2 separate regions of the Homo sapiens genome follow, and region 1 is linked to region 2. Evidence: read pairs that join two places in POLR2A ChIA-PET (ENCODE). Cell type or tissue: OCI-LY7. All regions are shown on one strand. Each heading gives the region's core, and the rest is flanking DNA. Links, peaks and the distances in the headings are about the cores only.

Region 1 (9,878 bases), core at 2,873-7,872, 110 kb before region 2:
TGAGACCCGCCTGGGCAACACAGTGAAACCCTGTCTCTACAAAAAATACAAAAATTAGCCAAGCATGGTGGTATGCGCCTGTAGACCCAGCTACTCCAGAGGCTGAGGTACAAAAACCACTTGAACCCTGGAGGTGGAGGTTGCAGTGAGCCGAAGTCACACCACTGCACTCCAGCCTGGGTGACAGAGCAAGACCTTGTCTCAAAAAAAATCTATATCTATATCTGCATCTGTATCTGTATCTATATCTGCATCTGTATCTGTATCTGTATCTATCTATCTACCTACCTACCTACCTACCTATCTAGAGAGAACCAACCTACCTACCTACCTACCTACCTACCTATCTAGAGAGAACCAACCTACCTACCTACCTACCTACCTACCTACCTATCTAGAGAGAACCAAGTGTATTGTTAAAACAACTGCTGATTCTGAGGTTCAGATGAGCGGAAACCCAAATGGAGTTCATCCATTTAGTCATCAACAACTTTTTTTTTTTTTTTTTTGAGACAGAGTCTCGCTCTCTCACCCAGGCTGGGGTGTAGTGGTGCGATCTTGGCACACTGCAACCTCCGCCTCCCAGGTTCAAGCAATTCTCTGCCTCAGTCTCCTGAGTAGCTGGGATTTACAGGGGCCTACCACCACGCCTGGCTAATTTTTTTTTTTTTTTTTTTTGAGATGGAGTCTCACTCTGTCACCCAGGCTGGAGTGCAGGGGCGCAATCTCGGCTCACTGCAAGCTCTGCCCCCCGGGTTCACGCCATTCTCCTGCCTCAGCCTCCCAAGCAGCTGGGACCACAGGCGCCCACCACCACGCCCAGCTAATTTTTTGTATTTTTTAGTAGAGACGGGGTTTCACTGTGTTAGCCGGGACGGTCTCGATCTCCTGACCTTGTGATCCACCCGCCTCGGCCTCCCAAAGTGCTGGGATTACAGGCGTGAGCCACCGCACCTGGCCTGATTTTTGTATTTTTAGTAGAGATGGGGTTTCACCATCTTGGCCAGGCTAGTCTTGAACTCCTGACCTCGTGATCCATCTGCCTTGGCATCAACAACTATTTATTAAGTACCTACTATGCACCAGGTTAGACACTGTATGTAGAATAATTAAGAAGACTGCTAAAGTCCCTAACTTCATACATTATAGAGATGAACTAAGAGAGCTGGTGAGTGGAGGTCCAAGTCACTTTGACTTGAGTAAAGTGAAAATGTGTGGCAGGTTCATGGGACTCTGAAATGGGAGAGACAAAAGAGAGTTTAAGGCTGGAAAACACTGTGATTCTATCAATACAAACAAAACAAAACAAAACAAAACTCTCTCTCAGAGAAAGAATACTGTACACAATAAGACTGCTAAAAGAAGTCAAAATTAGAGCACACACCCCAGTATCTAAGCGAAACAGCATCAAGAACAAGTAGAAAATGAAAACTTGAATAATATACTGACTTTGTTTCAAAATAATCTAGTGGTAAGAGGGAGTGAGTGGGGGTGGGTATGAAAGAAGACTGGGTATGTGTTGATGATTCCACAAACTGGGTGACAGGTATTTGGTGATTTATTATATTACTTTCTTTACTTTTGTGCATGTTTTTAAATTTCCATAGGGAAAGCTAATATATATCTCTTTCTCAACAACTTAGTCAATAACCACTGTAGCCAAGTTTCACACAGGACACCCTATTTGCTATGGGAGAAAACTGAGCAGATTTGCCCATGCAAAATTCCTAAAGAGTTCAGAACACACCAAAGCTGTGGATGTTTTCTCTCCCGTCCCCTTCTCTCAGATATGTTGCTAGAGCTTATGGTCCTGATCCTTTAGATAGGGGTACAATGGCTATAAGTTATTTCATAGGGGCTCCTTATCTATGTTATTCATGAGGGCAGGGACTGTGCCTATTTCATATTTGAATCCTGGAATGTAGCCAGGATTCAATAAAAATTTATTGAATGCACATCAAATATGTTATAATTATTTAAAAGGTCTGTACAGAAAATATGAGTTGGGTTATGACTCAAGGTTCTTTAAAATATATATTCACTGTACTTCTACACACCCATTAGGATGGCTATTATCAAAACATAAGAGTTGGTGAGGATGTGGAGAAATTGGAACCTTTATGCACTGTTGGTAGCAATGTAAAATAGTACCACTACTGGAAAATGGTATGGTGGTTTCTAAAAAAATTAAAATTCAAATTATCATATGATCCAGCCATTCTAGTTCTGGTATATACTCAAAGGAATTGAAAACAGGGTCTCAAAGAGGTATTTGTCTACCCATATTCACAGCAACATTATTCACAATAGCCAAAAGGTAGAAACAACCCAAGTGTCCATCAGTGGGTGAATGGATAAACAAAAGATGGTATACAATGACATATTATTAGCTTTAAAAGGAAGGAAAGGGCCAGGCACAGTGGCTCATGCCTGTAATCCCAGCACTTTGAGAGGCCGAGGTGGGTGGATCACAAGGTCAGGAGATGGAGATCATCCTGGCTAACACGGTGAAACCCCGTCTCTACTAAAAATACAAAAAAAATTAGCCAGGCGTGGTGGCGGGCACCTGTAGTCCCTGCTACTCGGGAGGCTGAGGCATGAGAATCGCTTGAACCTCCCCGGGAGGCGGAGCTTGCAGTAAGCCGAGATCGCACCACTGCACTCCATCCTGGGCGACAGAGTGAGACTCCCTCTCAAAAAAAAAAAAAAAAAAAAAAAGGACGGAAAGGCTGAGTGCAGTGGCTCAAGCCTGTAATCCCAGCACTTTGGGATGCAGAGGTGACCAGACTGCTTGAGCTCAGGAGTTCAAGACCAGCCTGGGCAACATGGCGAGGCCCCACCTCTACTAAAAATACAAAAAAATAGCCGGACGTGGGCTGGGCGCAGTGGCTCAGGCCTGTAATCCCAGCACTTTGGGGGGCTGAGGCAGGCGGATCACTAGGTGAGGAGTTTGAGAACAGCCCGGCCAACATGATGAAACCCCGTCTCTACCAAAAATATAAAAAATTAGCCGGGTGTGGTGGCACACCCCTGTAATCCCAGCTACTTGGGAGGCTGAGGCAGAAGAATTGCTTGAACCCGGGAGGCAGAGGTTGCAATGAGCCAAAATCGCGCCACTGCACTCCAGCCTGGGTGACAGAGCGAGACTCCATCTCAAAAAAAAAAAAAAAAAAAAAGCCAGACGTGGTGGTGCACACCTGTGGTCCTAGCTCCTTGGGAGGCTGAGGCAGGAGGATAGCTGAGGCAGAGGTTGCAATGAGCTAAGATTGTGCTACTGCACTCCAGCCTGGGTGACAGAGTGAGACCATGTCTCGAATAAAAAAAATACAAATAAAAAGGGAGGATATTCTGACACGTGCTACAACATAGATAAACCTTGAGGACATTATGCTAAGTAAAATTAGCCAGTCACAAAAAACAAATACTGTATGATCCCACTTATATGCCATACCTCGAGTAGTCAAATTCATACTATAGAGTCAGAGAGTAGAATGATGGTTTCCAGGGGCTGGGGGAATGGGGAATGGAGAGTTGGAAATTGGGATCTTAAATGTGGGTTAATGGCCAGGTGTGGTCACTCATGCCTTTAATCCCAGCACTTTGGGAGGCCAAGTCCAGTGGATTGCTTGAGCCTGGAGTTTGAGACCAGTCTGGACAACATGGCAAAACCCTGTCTCTACAAAAAATACAAAAAAATTACCTGGGCATGGTGGCACTCACCTGTAGTCTGAGCTACTCGGGAGGGTGAGGTGGGAGAATCGCTTGAGCACAGGAGGTTGAGGCGGCAGTGAGGCGTGAGTATGCCACTGCACTCCAGCCTGGGTGACAGAGGAGTGAGACTCTGTCTCAAAAAAAAAAAAAAACAGAAAAAAGTGGGTTAATGAAATCAACCTGAAACCATCTACTTTCATCACTGAAACAAAATTCTACCTTGTGCAAATTTAAACTCATTTAGTTCATAACAATTTTCAGTAGGCACAAAGACTAGAGAGTTTTGTTATAAAACATTAAATCAGGCCCGGTGCACTGGCTCACACCTGTAATCCCGGCACTTATGTAGGCCGAGGTGGGTGGATCGCCTGAGGTCAGGAGTTCAAGACCAGCCTGGCCAACATGGCAAAACCTCGTCTCTACCAAAAATACAAAAATTAGCCAGGTGTATGGTGCATGCCTGTAATCCCAGCTACTTGGGAGGCTGAGGCACAAGAATCGCTTGAACCCATGAGGCAGAGGTTGCACTGAGCTGAGATCGAGCCACTGCACTCCAGCCTTAGTGACAGAGCAAGACTCCATCTCAAAAAAAAAAAAAAAAAAATTAAATCTAGCACGGACTTTAATGAAATGGGTACAGAATCCAACTGGGGAAGAGGAAAATCATCTTGATTTCCCAAAAGGGAATAAGAAATTCAAAACCTCCCTTGGAAAAAATACTGAGATATATTTTCTGTTGACCAATAGGAAAGGAGCATTTGGTAATGATAACAACAAAGGAATCCATGGGAGTGGGGGATGAATTCTGTTCCTGGCAGCACTCTGACATCACTGGATGACCCTGAACAAGACCCATAATTTCTGATGGCTCTTCCTTTCTAAAGACGAGGGTACAGTACATATGGAAACAGTGCTTATAAATGCTTGTTCTGGCACCATGAAAGAGGTTTAAAAGACAGGTTCTTTCCCATGTGTCTCCTCATCAGTATGACATCTCAGGGATTGTAATTTACAACAAAGCATATCATAGATCATAAGGCCAGTGCCACTCTTGACTTCTGGAAAGCTCTGGTTCAAGGAAGAGGTTTTCTTAGCAGGCTTTCTGCATCAGAAGTTCAGTCCACAACTGGCAGGAAGTATCAGCACTGAGCTGAAGCAGATAGGTATAGCCTGAGTTTCTGTGAGGATGAACTAAAAACAGCAGCCAGTATTCTTTGACATCAAGGGAGTGGGCCTCAGTAGTGAATGAGTCTGGGTCCAGAAGAAATAGTGCAAACAAGTCTTTCTAAAACAGTAAAAAACAACTCAGAAAATAAGAGCCTGGAAAATCTAACCACAGCACAGTAAGGCAATAAAACAAACACTTCTTAATTACCTTAAATGGCAAGTGTGCTAATTATGCAAATGATCCACACAGAAGTACTTGCATCAAAAAAAGGAAAATATGAAATAATGATCATGATATACTAAAATGTACTAAAAGTCAGAAGCACATTTGGAGTAATAAAAGTAGAGCATTCAAAAAGCTAAATAATCAAAACAATATATCATACTGGTAGAGAATAGACATATATATGTATGGAACAGAATTGAGAGTCCAGAAATAAACTTAAACATCTGTGGTCAACTGACTTTCCACAAGAGTATTAAGACTATCTGGCCGGGCGCGGTGGCTCACACCTGTAATCCCAGCACTTTGGGAGGCCAAGGCAGGTGCATCACGAGGTCAGGAGATCGAGACCATCCTGGCTAAAACGGTGAAACCCCATCTCTACTAAAAACACAAAAAATTAGCCGGGCATGGTGGCAGGCACCTGTAGTCCCAGCTACTGGGGAGGCTGAGGCAGAATGGCGTGAACCCGGGAGGCGGAGCTTGCAGTGAGCAGAGATCGTGCCACTGCACTCCAGCCTGGGCGATAGAGTGAGACTCTGTCTCAAAAAAAAAAAAAAAAAAAAAAAAAAAAAAAAAGACTACTCAATGGAGAAAGGTTAATCTATAACAAATAGTGCTGGATATCCACATGCAAAATAGGATATCAGAAGCATAAAACACTAAAGGAAAAAACAGATACAATTGAGTTGATCAAAATTTACAACTTTGTGCATCAAAGGACTATCAAGAAAGTGAGAAGACAACCCACAGACTGGCAGAAAATATTTCCAAGTCATATATCTGATAAGGGTCTAGTAACCAGAGTATATAAAAAACTCTTGGCTGGGTGCGGTGGTTTACGCCTGTAATCCCAGCACTTTGGGAGGCTGAGGCAGGTGAATTACCTGAGCTCAAGAGTTCCAGACCAGCCTGGGCAGCATGGTGAAACCCCGTCTCTACTAAAAATACAAAAAATAAGCTGGGCACTGTAGCATGCACCTGTAGTCCCAGCTACTTGGGAGGCTGAGACAGGAGAATCACTTCAGCTTGGGAGATAGAGATTGCAGTGAGCCAAGATTGTGCCACTGCACTCCAGCCTGGGCAACAGAGTGAAACCTTGTCAAAAAAAAAAAAAAAAAAAACAAAAATGAAAAACAACTCTTACAACTCAACAACAAAAAGACAACCTGATTTTTAAAATGGGGGAAAGGACTTCAATAAACATTTCTTCAAAGAATATAAACAAACAGCCAACAAGCACATTAGTCATTAGGAAAATGCAAATCAAAACCACAATGAGATCCTACTTCGCACTCACAAATATGGCCATAATAAAAAAGGAAAAAAATCAACAACATCCTTGTTGGCAAGGATGTGGAAAAATTAGAATCCTCATACATTGCTGGTGGGATGTAAACTGGTACAGCCACCAGTACCTGACTACAGCCATACCACCACGAACATGTCCAATCTTGTCTAAACTTTGATGTGGAAAAACTGATACGGAAAGTAGTTTGATCAGCCGGGCACAGTGGCTCACGTCTGCAATCTCAGAACTTTGGGGAGCTGAGGGGGGTGGATCACCTGAGGTTGGGAGATGAAGACCAGCCTGGCCAACATGGCAAAACCTGTCTCTACTAAAAATACAAATTTTTGTATTTTTAGTAGAGCCGGGTGTGGTGGCTCACACCTGTAATCGCAGCTGCTCGTGAGGCTGAGGCAGGAGAGTCATTTGAACCCAGGAGGCGGAGATTGCAGTGAACCAAGATCACATCACTGCACTCCAGCCTGGGTGACAGAGCGAGACTCCATCTCAAAAAAAAAAAAAAAAAGAAAAAGAAAAGAAAATAGTTTGATGGTTCCTCGAAAAGTTAAACACAGAATAACCAGCAATGCCACTCCTAGGTATATACTCAAAAGAAATGAAAACAGGTATCAAACAAAAACCTGTACATGAATATTCATAGTAGCATTATTCATAATAGCCAAAAGGTGGAAACAACTCAAATGTCCACCAACTGATGACTAGATAAACAAAATATGGTACATCCATACACAGGAATATTATTCAGCCATAAAAAGAAATGCTGATACATGCTACAACTTAGATGAACCTTCAAAACATCATGCTTAGTAGAAGAAGCCAGACACAAAAGGTTGCATATAGTATGATTCCATTTACATAAAATGTCTGGAATAGGCATATCCATAGAAATACAAAGAGATCAGTATTTACTTGGAACACTTGGGACAATAACAAATAAAATAATAAAAATTTTAAAAAAGAGTCCAGGCGCAGTGGCTCACGCCTGTAATCCCAGCACTTTGGGAGGCCAAGGTGGGTGGATCATAAGGTCAGGAGATCGAGACCGTGGTGAAACCCCGTCTCTACTAAAAATACAAAAAATTAGCCGGGCACGCTGGCGGGCGCCTGTAGTCCCAGCTACTCGGGAGGCTGAGGCAGGAGAATGGCGTGAACCTGGGAGGCGGAGCTTGCAGTGAGCCGAGATCATGCCACTGCACTCCAGCCTGGCTGACAGAGCGAGACTCCGTCTCAAAATAATAATAACAATAATAATAATAATAATAATAATAATTATTATTATTATTATTTAAAAAAGAAGGAGATCAGAGGTTGCCAGAGGGTGAGGAGAAAGGAAAATGAAGAGTGGCTGCCAACAGGTACTAGGTTTCTCCCATCTGAGTACTAACCAGACTCAACCCTGCTTAGCTTCTGAGATCAGACAAGATTGCACATGTTCAGGGTGGTATGGCTGTAGACAGGTACCAGCGTTTCTTTTTGGGGTGATGAAGTGTTCTGGAATTAGATAGCGGTGATGGTTACACAACCTTGTGAATATACAGACATGAGCCACATAATGATGTTTCAGTCAACAGACCGCATATATGACAGTGGTCCTATAACACAGTGGTCCCCAACCTTTTTGGCACCAGGGACTGGTTTCATGGAAGACAATTTTTCCATGGACTGGGGGTGATGGGGGGATGGTTTCAGGATGAAACTGTTCCACCTCAGATCATCAGGCATTAGTTAGATTCTTGGAAGGAGTGCGCAACCTAGATCCCTAGCATGTGCAGTTCACAATAGGGTTCACACTCCTATTAGAATCTAATGTCACCACTGATCTGACAAGAGGCAGAGCTCAGATGGTAATGTTTGCTCACCTGCTGCTCACCTCCTGCTGTGCTACTGGGTTCCTAACTGGCCACAGCCCTGGGGTTTGGGGATCCCCGCTATAAGATTATAATACCATATTTTTACTGTACCTTTTCTATGTTTAGATACACTAATACTTATCATTGTGTTAAAGTTGCCTATAGTATTTAGTACAGTTAGATGCTGTACAGGTTTGTAGCCTGAGATCAGTAGGTTACACCATATAGCCTAGATATGTAGTAGGCTGTCCCGTCTAGGTTTGTGTAATTATACTCTATGATGTTTGCATGACGCATTTCTCAGAACCTATCCTTGTTGTTAAGTGACGCACAGGTACTAACAACTACTGAACTGTATGCTGTAAAATGATGAATTTCATGATATGTGAATTGTATCTCAATAGAAAAGAGCATTTATAAAGTTTTTGTTGCTAAATTTATTTACTTTCGGTAAATTTTCTTTTAAAAGATGTCTATGTTTTACTGTCTTCGTGGTGCTGGGACATAACTGACATCTGAAGCCTTGAATGCCTCTCTTTGCAAACTCATTTGTTACTACTCAGTTACCATCTCACCTCCAATACCCAACTGCATACCAAACCTCTAGCCATTACTAGAACACATACTCTGAGCTCTGCCATACTTTAGCGCCTGCACACATGCTGTTTCTTCTGCTCAGAAACTTTTGTGCCTTCTGTCCATCCCATCCAAGCCTGTTTTTCAATGCCCAACACAAATGTCACTGGTACCCTGAAACTTCAACTCCTCCTTGCCCCATCTCAGAAAATGTAACTTTCTGTATTCTTCTCTCTGTATATTCCTCTAAAGTGGTATTTCTTATACTATACCATAATGACCTGGTCCCATATTTGTCCTCTTCTTCCCTCTTCATCCCAGACTGGGACCACAAGGAGGTAGAACTTTTTCTGTTTTTTTTTTTTTTTGAGACAGAGTCTTGCTCTGTCGCCAGGCTGGAGTGCAATGGCACGATCTCGGCTCACTGCAACCTCTGCCTCCCGGGTTCAAGTGATTCTCCTACCTCAGCCTCCCCAGTAGCTGGGATTTCAGGCGCACATCACCATGCCCAGCTAATTTTTGTATTTTTAGTAGAGACGGGATTTCACCATGTTGACCGGGATGGTCTCGATCTCTTGTCCTCGTGATCCGCCCGTCTCAGCCTCCCAAAGTGTTGGGATTACGGCCATGAGCCACTGCGCCCGGCCGGAGGTACAACTTTCTTAGTCAATCTTGAGCACCAGTGTAGTGCTTAGAATCGGGTAGTGAGAGAAGCTAACATTTACTGAATGCCTAAGAAGTCCAGGGCACATAACAGTCTTCACAACCATCCTGTGAAGTACGTATTACCCTATCCATTTTACAGATAAAGAAACTTGAGTTTCAAGAAAGGTATACCTAAGGTCATTCAACTTGTTAAATGATGGAATGGAGGAGTTGAGACCAGATTGGACTTCTGCCTCTTTTTTTTTTTTTTTTTTTTTTGAGACAGGCTGGAGTGCAGTGGTGTGATCTCAGCTCACTGCAAGCTCTGCCTCCCAGGTTCACGCCATTCTCCTGCCTCAGCCTCCCAAGTAGCTGGGACTACAGGCGCCTGCCACCA
Region 2 (9,878 bases), core at 2,642-7,641:
AAAGTAGGAGAGAGGCCCAGAGGAAAGCCCATCTCCCTCCAGCTTTGGGGTCTCCAGAAAGAGGCTGGATTTCTGGGATGAAGCCTAGAAGGCAGAGCAAGAACTGTTCCACCAGGTGAACAGTCCTACCTGCTTGGTACCATAGTCCCTCAATAAGATTCAGAGGAAGAAGCTTATGAAACTGAAAATCAAATCAAGGTATTGGGAAGAATAATTTCCCCTCGATTCCACAGGAGGGAAGACCACACAATATCATTGTGCTGGGGCTCCCCAAGGCCCTGCCACCTGGCTTTACAAATCATCAGGGGTTGCCTGCTTGGCAGTCACATGCTTCCCTGGTTTTAGCACACATACAAGGAGTTTTCAGGGAACTCTATCAAGCCATACCAAAATCAGGGTCACATGTGGGTTTCCCCTTTCCTTGCCTCTTCATAAAAGACAACTTGGCTTCTGAGGATGGTGGTCTTTTGCATGCAGTTGGGCTGACCTGACAAAGCCCCCAGTTTCCTGTGGCAGGTTCTGGGAGAGGATGCATTCAAGCTTCTGCAGCCTAGGGGACAGGGCTGCTTGTTCAGTTATTACTGCCTCGGAGCTCCAAATCCCACCAAAGTCCTGACTCCAGGTCTTTCCTAATGCACAGTAGTCAGTCTCAGCTTCGGCAGTATTCTCGGCTGTATGTTCTCTGGCAGAGAGAGGCAGATGAACATAGTTTTAGGGAGAAAGCTGATGGGAAACCTGTGAGTTAAGCCACATGTCTCACCAGGAATAATTTATGCCAGGAAACCAGGAAGTCATTCAAGTTGTTCTCTGAGGCCAAAGACACTGAGCACAGCCCAGAGCCAATAAAAGATCTTTGAGTCTCTGGTGAATTCACGAAGTGACCCCAGCTTTAGCTACTGCAATTATGATTTTTATGGGACAGCAATTTCTTGCATCTCTACAGAGGAAGAAGAGGGGGAGTGGGAGGGGAAGGAAAGAGAACAGAGCGGCACTGGGATTTGAAAGGGGAACCTCTCTATCTGAGGAGCCCCCACTGGCTTCAGAAGCAACTTACCAAGGGGTATTTAAAGACATGAAAATTTCCAGAAATACCATTTGGTGCATCCCTTTGTTTCTGTAATATTAAACTCAGGTGAAATTATACTCTGACAGTTTCTCTCTTTCTGCCTCTTCCCTCTGCAGAGTCAGGACCTGCAGAACTGGCTGAAACAAGATTTCATGGTGTCACCCATGAGAGATGACTCAATGCCAAGGCCTGAAGTTATAGAGTGTTTACAGCGGTGGCGATATTCAGGGGTCATCGCCAACTGGTCTCGAGTTCCAAAGCTCTGATGAAGAAACAAGACTCCTTGATGTGTTACTGATCCCACTGATTCCAGGAGTCAAGATTAGCCAGGAAGCCAAACACCAGGAGTTGGGGTGGCACGTCACCAGTCCAGAGCCCTGCCACGGATGTAGGCAGGAGCCCAGCATTAGGCAATCAGGAGCCAGAACATGATCACCAGGGCCACAAATAGGAAGAGGCGTGACAGGAACTGCTCGTCCACATACTGGGGTGTCCCAGGGACAGCTGGAGAGACAGAAAGGAGAAAACAGGCTATTAGAACACTGCAGCTATGCACACTGCCCACTCAGGCCAGAAGTTGACAGCATCAATCTTTATCTCTTTACAACATCAGAATCCTACACACAAAAAGATTTCTTTTTTTTTTTTTTGAAATGTAGTCTCGCTCTGTTGCCCAGGCTAGAGTGCAGTGGCACGATCTCAGCTCACTGCAACCTCCGCTTCCCAGGTTCAAGCGATTCTCCTGCCTCAGCCTCCTAAGTAGCTGGGATTACAGGTGTGCGCCACCAAGCCTGGCTAATTTTTGTATTTTTAGTAGAGACGGGGTTTCACCATGTTGGTCAGGCTGGTCTCGAACTCCTGACCTTGTGATCCGCCTGCCTCAGCCTCCAAAAGTGCTGGGATTACAGGCATGAGCCACCATGCCTGGCCTTTTTTTTTTTTTTTCTTTTTGAGGTGGAGTTTTGCTCTTGTTGCCCAGGCTGGAGTGCAATGGCACGATCTCGGCTCACTGCAACCTCCACCTCCTAGGTTCAAGCGATTCTGCTGCCTCAGCCTCCTGAGTAGCTGGGATTACAGGCACGCACCACCACACCCGGCTAATTTTTTTTTTGTATTTTTAGTAGGAACAGGGTTTCACCATGTTAGCCAGGCTGGTCTCAAACTCCTGACCTCAGATGATCCGCCCACCTCAGCCTCCCAAAGCGTTGGCATTACAGGCATGAGCCATCGCGCCCAGCCAAAAAAAATTTCTAAACCCCAAATAATATCAGGCAAAATGAAACTATGTGGAACAATAACAATAAGGACAAGACACGGTCCAATTTATCATAAAAGGTTTGGCCTGCACATGCAAATAAACCAGGTGATTAACAGGAAACTCTTGCAGGAAATAATGAAAGCAAGCCTACTATTTGTTAAGTATCTTCTATCTGCTAAGTGTTTTGTACATGTTATTATTTGGTGGATATTATTATTTCCATTTTGAGTAGGAAGCAGCTGAAACATAGGTTTGAGGTGACCTGTTCAAGATTGAAAGGCTCAGAAATTAGTGGCAGAGCTCTGCAGCCTCTCCACACACTGCCTCTCAAGGGCCCCACAGGGATTGCCTTCCTTTTCCAGAAGAGAACTAGGATCCAGACAGGCAAAATGACTTGTTTTTCAAGGTAGAGGCAGAACTGGGGTGAGAACCTAAGTCTCCACTCCTCTCTGCTTTAGGAAAAGCTACCATTTAGAGCTCCCTGTCCTGACTTTGGGGGAAGGAGGATAAAAGAATCTGTGTCCAGGATGGGCAAATTGTACCAAGCATGACAAGGGAAAACTGTGACTGTGGCAGGGGGATAAAGTAATCCAGAGTCTAGCCTGGCTGTGGAACTCTGCTTAGCTGGGGAATCCAAGGTTAGCCTTCGACCAGGTTAGAAGGATGCAAGCTATCAGGCAGGTTCTTGCTGGCTTCACAGGAATTTGCCCTTTCTTCAGGGCAGAGTACACCCTATCTTTTGGGGTATACTTCCTCTGAAAAACAAATGTGAACAGAGGATAAACCTTCAAGGCAGATAAAGTAAGAAAGGGCATCCCCAGGGCCGGGCGCGGTGGCTCACGCCTGTAATCCCAGCACATTGGGAGGCCCAGGCGGGCGGATCACGAGGTCAGGAGATCGAGACCATCCTGGCTAACACAGTGAAACCCTGTCTCTACAAAAAAATACAAAAAAATTAGCCAGGCGTGGTGGCAGGCGCCTGTAGTCCCAGCTACTCGGGAGGCTGAGGCAGGAGAATGGCGTAAACCTGGGAGGTGGAACTTGCAGTGAGCCGAGATTGTGCCACTGCACTCCAGCCTGGGGGACAGAGCGAGACTCCATCTCAAAAAAAAAAAAAAAAAAAAAAAGGCATTCCCAAGATATCTTGGTGCTGAGATTCCTCAGCTAGATGCTCTGATGGATTCACGAAGACAGACAGGCAGGCAGGCAGGCAGTCAAGAAAGACTTATAGATCACCTGCTGTGTACCAAGGACCAGGGTGGGGATGAGAATAACTGGGATGACCCAGTTACCATCTTTAGGGCATAAGCTCTTGGCGTGAACCACACAATGGTCACTTCTGTACCATATGCTGTGTCCAGTGCACATGAAGCTCCAACAAGTGCAGGCAGAGCTCAACCGATCATGGCATCTCTGCAGGCTCCACAGTAAGGATCTTGGCTTGGGTGTCAGACTGTGATAAGAGTTCAAGGCACCCACCTCATAGAGGTGGCTTGCACCTATAGAGCAAGGGCTCTATACCGAATGCGGATGGCACTTTCAAGCAGTAGGAGGGAGAACTGCAGCAGCAGTTGGTAGACCTAGGCATGGTTCCCACAGGGCTGAGGCTGCTTCTGACCAGCCTCATGTTGTGTCCTGAAGGAAGCTAGACAGAGATGCCAGAGAATGGAGATGCCTTCACTCCTTATGGGTCATCTCACATTTCCAGGCCCCCAAATGGTCAAAGTGGGAAGTAAATGTGCAGAACTAGGCTTTTCCTCAGCTGAGTATCACTTACAGTTTTCCATTTTATAGACATGGGGTATGTCTTGGTAACATTACTGAGCATTTTCTGATCTGTTAAACGCAGCTAATCACACACCTGTTCCATAGGGTGGTTGTGATGATCCCCTGAGCTTGGAATGGAAAGTGCTATATATATGCATGCCTAATAGTTGGTAAGTGCTCAGCATTGTTACCATGTCTGTAAGTGATCTAAAAACAGCTTAAGATATTTTGAAAAGGCTGATTATCCATGTAGTGACAATTATCTGTAACTTATATACTGCTGAATTCCAAGGAGCTTTCAAGCAATATTACTAAGATATCTTCCTAATTTCTCAAGGAAATAGGGTCTTACCTGGAGGAGGCCGCCCATCATTTATATTAAATGCTGTGGCAAATATCCCAAAGGGAAATGCCCCAATTCCAAAAGACATCTGGAAGCCACCATCTCCAAATCCAAATCCTTGAAATCCCTGTGTGGAAGAAAGGCAATTAAGGGCAGGAGAATCAGGCAGGTTTCTCCTGTGCCTGTCAAAACTCAACATACCTCACGTTGTCTTGCATGTGGCACCTGCCTCTTCTCCCTACCTTGTGCCACATGTTTCGAAGGTGGGGGACAGCTTTTCCTCCCATATATACCCTGAAGTAGAGGAACTCTGGCAAGCCCTCTGCCCTTTTAGCCTTAGCTTCCAGCTAAGAATCTATGAATGGGCCAAAAAGGACTGGCTCTGACCCAGTGTGAAACACTCTGCTGACATAAGTCAGCACTCACAGGGCTTGAGGATATTTTCCATAGTCCCACATTAGCTAGTAACACCTTCTACATGCTTTATAGGAGCAATATTGACAGCCACCCCTGTGCCCAAGGGAACATCAAACAAGCTACACATTATCTTTAATAGCAAAAATGTTGAAACTCTAATTAGCCAACAATGGAAGTCATGATCAAAATCTTGATACATGCATTCAAAGAACCATTACCCTGACTTAAGCGGTAACACTGAACAACTCTTGTGACCAAGTTATCAGACAAAATTGTTTGAACACTGTGGTCACAACTACATGACAATATGTAGGTATATGGACAAGTTACGGATTAAAATTTCTTTTAATACTGTTACATAGAATTTTTACATTTTAAAACACTATAATGTTTTCTGGTTATAAAAGTAATATATACTTGCTATAAGAAACTCACATATTACAGAAATAATTGACAGAGTCAGAGATCTTCTATTCACCTTCCCACTTCGCAGCCACTCCACTTTACCTCTGAAATAACCACTATCAGCAGTTTGGTATATCACCCTCAGTTTTCTTTCCATGTGCATGTTCTACACTGCATCATCTTTCACATGAAAAGATTCAGCAGGAACAATACTGTGAATAAATAACTCCCTTTTTTAAAGCGTGAGCTCTGTGCTAGGCACCATGTTAAGCACTAGGACATATAAATCATGTTTAATTTTTACATTGGCTTCATCTGCATTTCACAGATGACCAAACTGAGGCTTGGAGAGGTGAAATAACTTGACCAAGGAGTACAGTTTAGATCTAAAACTAGGTCAATTTGATCTGAAAACACATGCTTTTCTTTTTCTTTTCTTTTTTTTTGAGACAGGGTCTCGCTCTGTCACCAAGCCTGGAGTGCAATGGTGCAATCATGGCTCACTGTAGACTCAACCTCCCAGGCTCAAGCAATGCTCCCATCTCAGCCTCTTGAGTAGCTGGGACCACAGGTGTACCCCTCCATGCTTTGCTAATTTTTAAATTTTTTGTACAGATAGGGTCTCACTTTGTTGCTCAGGCTGGTCTCAAACTCCTGGGCTCAAGTGATCCTCCCACCTCAGCCTCCCAAAGTGCTGGGATTAGAGGCCAGAGCCACTGTGCCCGGCCTTCATGCTCTTAATTACTGTGCGCATCTTTCAAATATTTTTTTCTCTTCCCCTGCACCCCTGATGAGAGGTTTAGAACAAATGATTTTAAAAATAATAAAAAGCAGACAGACTATTGGGTCAAATGCTCTTCACAAAGAGCTCAATGGCCTTCATTTATGAGTTTTTTGCAAGTCACAAAAATAGCTGCTCTCCATCACACACTGATCAGCCTGGCATCTAGTTCCAAACTTCTTGCCAGATGGCATCACCTATAAAGCCTAACAGCTGACTTAATGAGAGGGCAAACCTAAAGGGAGGGAAAACAAAGAGTTTCCATCTCCTCAATACAAAATGCCTCCTACTCAGTTCATGGTTGAATCTAATGGCTCCTGGGACTGAGGCTGCCTTACTTGGGAAGGTGCAATTGTTTCATCAGGAACCACAGATTCATTCAGTGCAATCCTGAGGACTAACCGTTCTGCTTCCCTTCTAGCAACATCTTTATGATCTCACCAGTCCATACATTTGGTGGGATTATGTTCCTGGGCCAGAGTATGCAAAAAAACATCGCTAGTAGCTGCAGGTGCTTATAAATGCTAGAGGTATGCACTTTGGTCAACAAGGCCAGGGCCTCTGGCTTCTGGGGGCCTCTGATTCCTGCATTAGTTGCTAATGCTCTGTAGGAAACCAAAACCTAGGAATGTTAAAGTGGTGTCACCTGGTGGTCAAGAGCAGAGACTTCAATACCAGCCAGATCTGGGTTTCAGCACTGTACGTGTGGCCCTGGACAGATCACTTTACCTATCTGGGCCTCAGTTTCCTCCTCCGTTAAATGAGTTGATGTGAGGCTTAAATGAGATCATGCATATAAAGCTCTTAACATATAGTTATTTCCATATAGTAACCATTCAACAAGTGTTCACTGCTAGTATTATTATTAAGGGTAATCCGGAGAAGAGAACCTTAATTTCTTTCTTTCTTTTTTTTTTTTTTTGAGACAGAGTCTTGCTCTGTCGCCAAGGCTGGAGTGCAGTGGTGTGATCTCAGCTCACTGCAACCTCTGCCTCCCGAGTTCAAGTGATTCTCCTGTTTCAGCCTCCCGAGTAGCTGGGACTACAGGCACATGCCACCACACCCGGCTAATTTTTATGTTTTTAAGAAAGCAGAGACAGGGTTTCACCATATTGGTCAGGCTGGTCTCGAATTCCTGACCTCAGGTGATCCACCCGCCTCAGCCTCCCAAAGTGCTGAGATTACAGGTGTGAGCCACCACGCCCAGCCGAGAACCTTAATTTCTTTCAAGATCCCTGACTCAATAATCCTACTCCTGGAAATCCTAATAAAATGCCATTATTCAAACTCAAAAAAAAAAAAAAAAAAAAAAAAAAAGAAAGTGGCAGTGCGCGGTGGCTCACGCCTGTAATCCCAGCACTTTGGGAGGCCAAGGAGGGCGGATCATCTGAGCTTGGGAGTTCGAGACCAGCCTGACCAACATGGAGAAACCTCGTCTCTACTAAAAATACAAAAATTAGCTGGGCATGGTGGCCCATGCCTATAATCCCAGCTACTCTGGAGGCTGAGGCAGAAGAATTGTTTAAACCCGGGAGGCAGAGGCTGTGGTGAGCCGAGATCGCACTACTACACTCCAGTTGGGCAACAAGAGTGAAACTTCATCTCAAAAAAAAAAAAAAAAAAAAAAGTGTGCAAAGATGGTTATTGTAGCATTATTTAAACAGCAAAATGGGGAAACAACTAAAAGGTCCTTCGATGAGGAAAACCCAAATTACAATGAACCAAAACTCAATGGGTTCCCAGCAATAGCATGGAAAAATAAAAAATAATAAAAAACTCAATAGGATAAATGGCAGCCTAAATAATAAAGAGGACACTTCAGAGCATCATGGAAAACCTGCCAAAATTAAATTTTAAAGCAAACAGAATGGTGATGGCTACATAAAAATACATATGCACAGCCTACAGATGAAGAGAACATGAGGATATGAGAATATACTTGTTCTGGGCTCTTGGCAATGGTGGGTAAATATTTTGCTTTTAAAATTTCTTTAACATTTTAACAGAATTTTTTTAAGAGTAACATTTGATGTAAATATGCAAAAAATGTAAATGTTTTTGTTCCTAGCCACTAGACCACTAGAGACAAATGTGCAATTTTTTTTTAGCCAGTAATCTTACTTCTAAGAATTTATCCTAAGCCAGGTACAGTGGTTCACGCCTGTAATCCTAACACTTTGGGAGGCTGAGGTGGGAGGATTGCTTGAGCCCAGGAGTTAGAGACCAGCCTGGGCAACATAGTGAGACCTTGTTTCTACCCAAACAAAACAAAACAAAAAAAAGAAAGACAAAAAAAAACTCAAAAAACTAGCTGGGCATGGTGCCGTGCACCTGTGGTCCCAGCTACATGGGAGGCTGAGGTAGACTGAGCCCAGGAGGTCGAGGCTACAGTGAACTGTGATCACACCACTGCACTCCAGCCTGGGCTACAGAGTGAGACCCTGTCTTATCCTAATAAAATAATAATGAACATGCTCACAAATTTATCTGTAAGTTCATCAGGATTTTTTTTAACTTGGAAAAAGAAAGCCGCTAATGTCTAACAAAGGATTGAATTATGTTAAATCCACACAACTAAATGCTAAACAGCTAGTTAGTAAAATATTGCTGGCAATGTAAAATCTCAAGATAATACTAAAAGACTCCCACTCACACAAAGAAGGTACTAAGTATCTGTAGAACAAATGAAATTTTAAGAGAGGGTTACAAAACAGGAGCCACATATTGTAAAAAACAAAAAACAAAAACTGTAAAAAGTATACACACATCTGTAAAATACACGCACAGATTTGTAAAATTTGTGTGTATATATAATTATAGAAAAATGGAAAAGAAAATAGAACCAAAATGTTTCCAGTGGTTACCTCTGGATTGGTGTGGTTATAAGTGATTTTTTTCCCCCTCTTTTCCTTTCTGTATTTTACAAGTTTTCCTTTACTTTTATAATCAAGGAGAAAAATTGTAAGGCTAAGAAGGAAACTTCTAAAGCCATCAGCTCATTTGTAGAAGCTTCTCCTAGAATGTTCCTCACCCCTCTATTCTCCGGCTCTGGCCTCTGTCCTTGAGGACGAGGAGGGGTCTTCTCTCTGAAACAGAAATGGTGTAAAATAAGTCTATTACAAATTGCTTTGAGTTGCTCCCTGTGAGGACCTGGAGCTCTTTACCAACAGGGTCAGGGCCATAGCCTCTTTCTTGTCCAGGACATGAACTTATGCCAGATTAATTCTCCAAATACGAACTCTTCATTCTACCTGCAACTGTTCTTCCCACGTGTATAGAGAACCAGGGAGAAAATCAACTCGTTATGAGATATTCACCAGATTGCACTACAGCCTACTCCTCTTACAGAGATCCTGACTCAGATCGGTTAGGAATCATGGCCAGATGCCTTCCCTGGGCCTGTTACAGATAACAGAAATCCCAAATCCATACTGGAACAGAGGGTGGGTTGTCAGCAGTAAGGGCTGAGGTTCATGGTTTCTCTGACCTTCCCCTATTAACTTCAGCTCTATCTCCTACTATTCTTGGGCAAATACCCAATGCTATTATTTTTGAGTCTCACCCCCTCAAATCACTCAACCCATGAATACTCAATTGAGGGCTTAGTTATACAATAAGCATTATGCAGGATGCTGTAATACTGATGACAGACCCAACCCTTGAAGTGTTCATGGTTTCAAGGGGGATAAAGCCAGTCATATGACACTGTGGTGGGAACTGGGTGAGAGCAACTAATGTGAAGAAGACAGACCACTTCAAGGAAGAGGGAACTTTAGGGCTGCTCATAAGAGATGAGTAGAAGTTAGAGGAGCAGGTGGGGGTAGAGGGGTAGCTTGAGCAG

Evidence for each region. Peaks named below come from ENCODE experiments on the same cell type or tissue, not always from the same donor. Only the 100,000 strongest peaks of a DNase experiment are listed, where the experiment ranks them.
Region 1: POLR2A ChIA-PET joins it to region 2 with 6 read pairs; 14 of 35 experiments call an interaction of 5 or more read pairs at or near these places.

The regions. Positions count from the first base shown.
Region 1 is chr22:31,303,391-31,313,268 of GRCh38, reverse strand. It overlaps the pseudogene RNA5SP496. Among named protein-coding and RNA genes, the nearest start is that of PIK3IP1, 16 kb to the right of the region's middle. RefSeq lists an enhancer at 6,503-6,562. In OCI-LY7, for the core only: no CTCF peak of the experiment used is centred there; a DNase peak (open chromatin) is centred at 4,858; H3K4me3 peaks cover 931 bases; H3K27ac peaks cover 1,052 bases.
Region 2 is chr22:31,196,181-31,206,058 of GRCh38, reverse strand. RNF185 (ring finger protein 185) reads right to left here. Exons shown (of 7, transcript NM_152267.4): 5 at 9,069-9,123; 6 at 4,444-4,561; 7 at 1-1,570. The coding sequence ends at 1,473. Among named protein-coding and RNA genes, the nearest start is that of LIMK2, 11 kb to the left of the region's middle. In OCI-LY7, for the core only: a CTCF peak has its summit at 6,686 (motif pointing left); no DNase peak of the experiment used is centred there.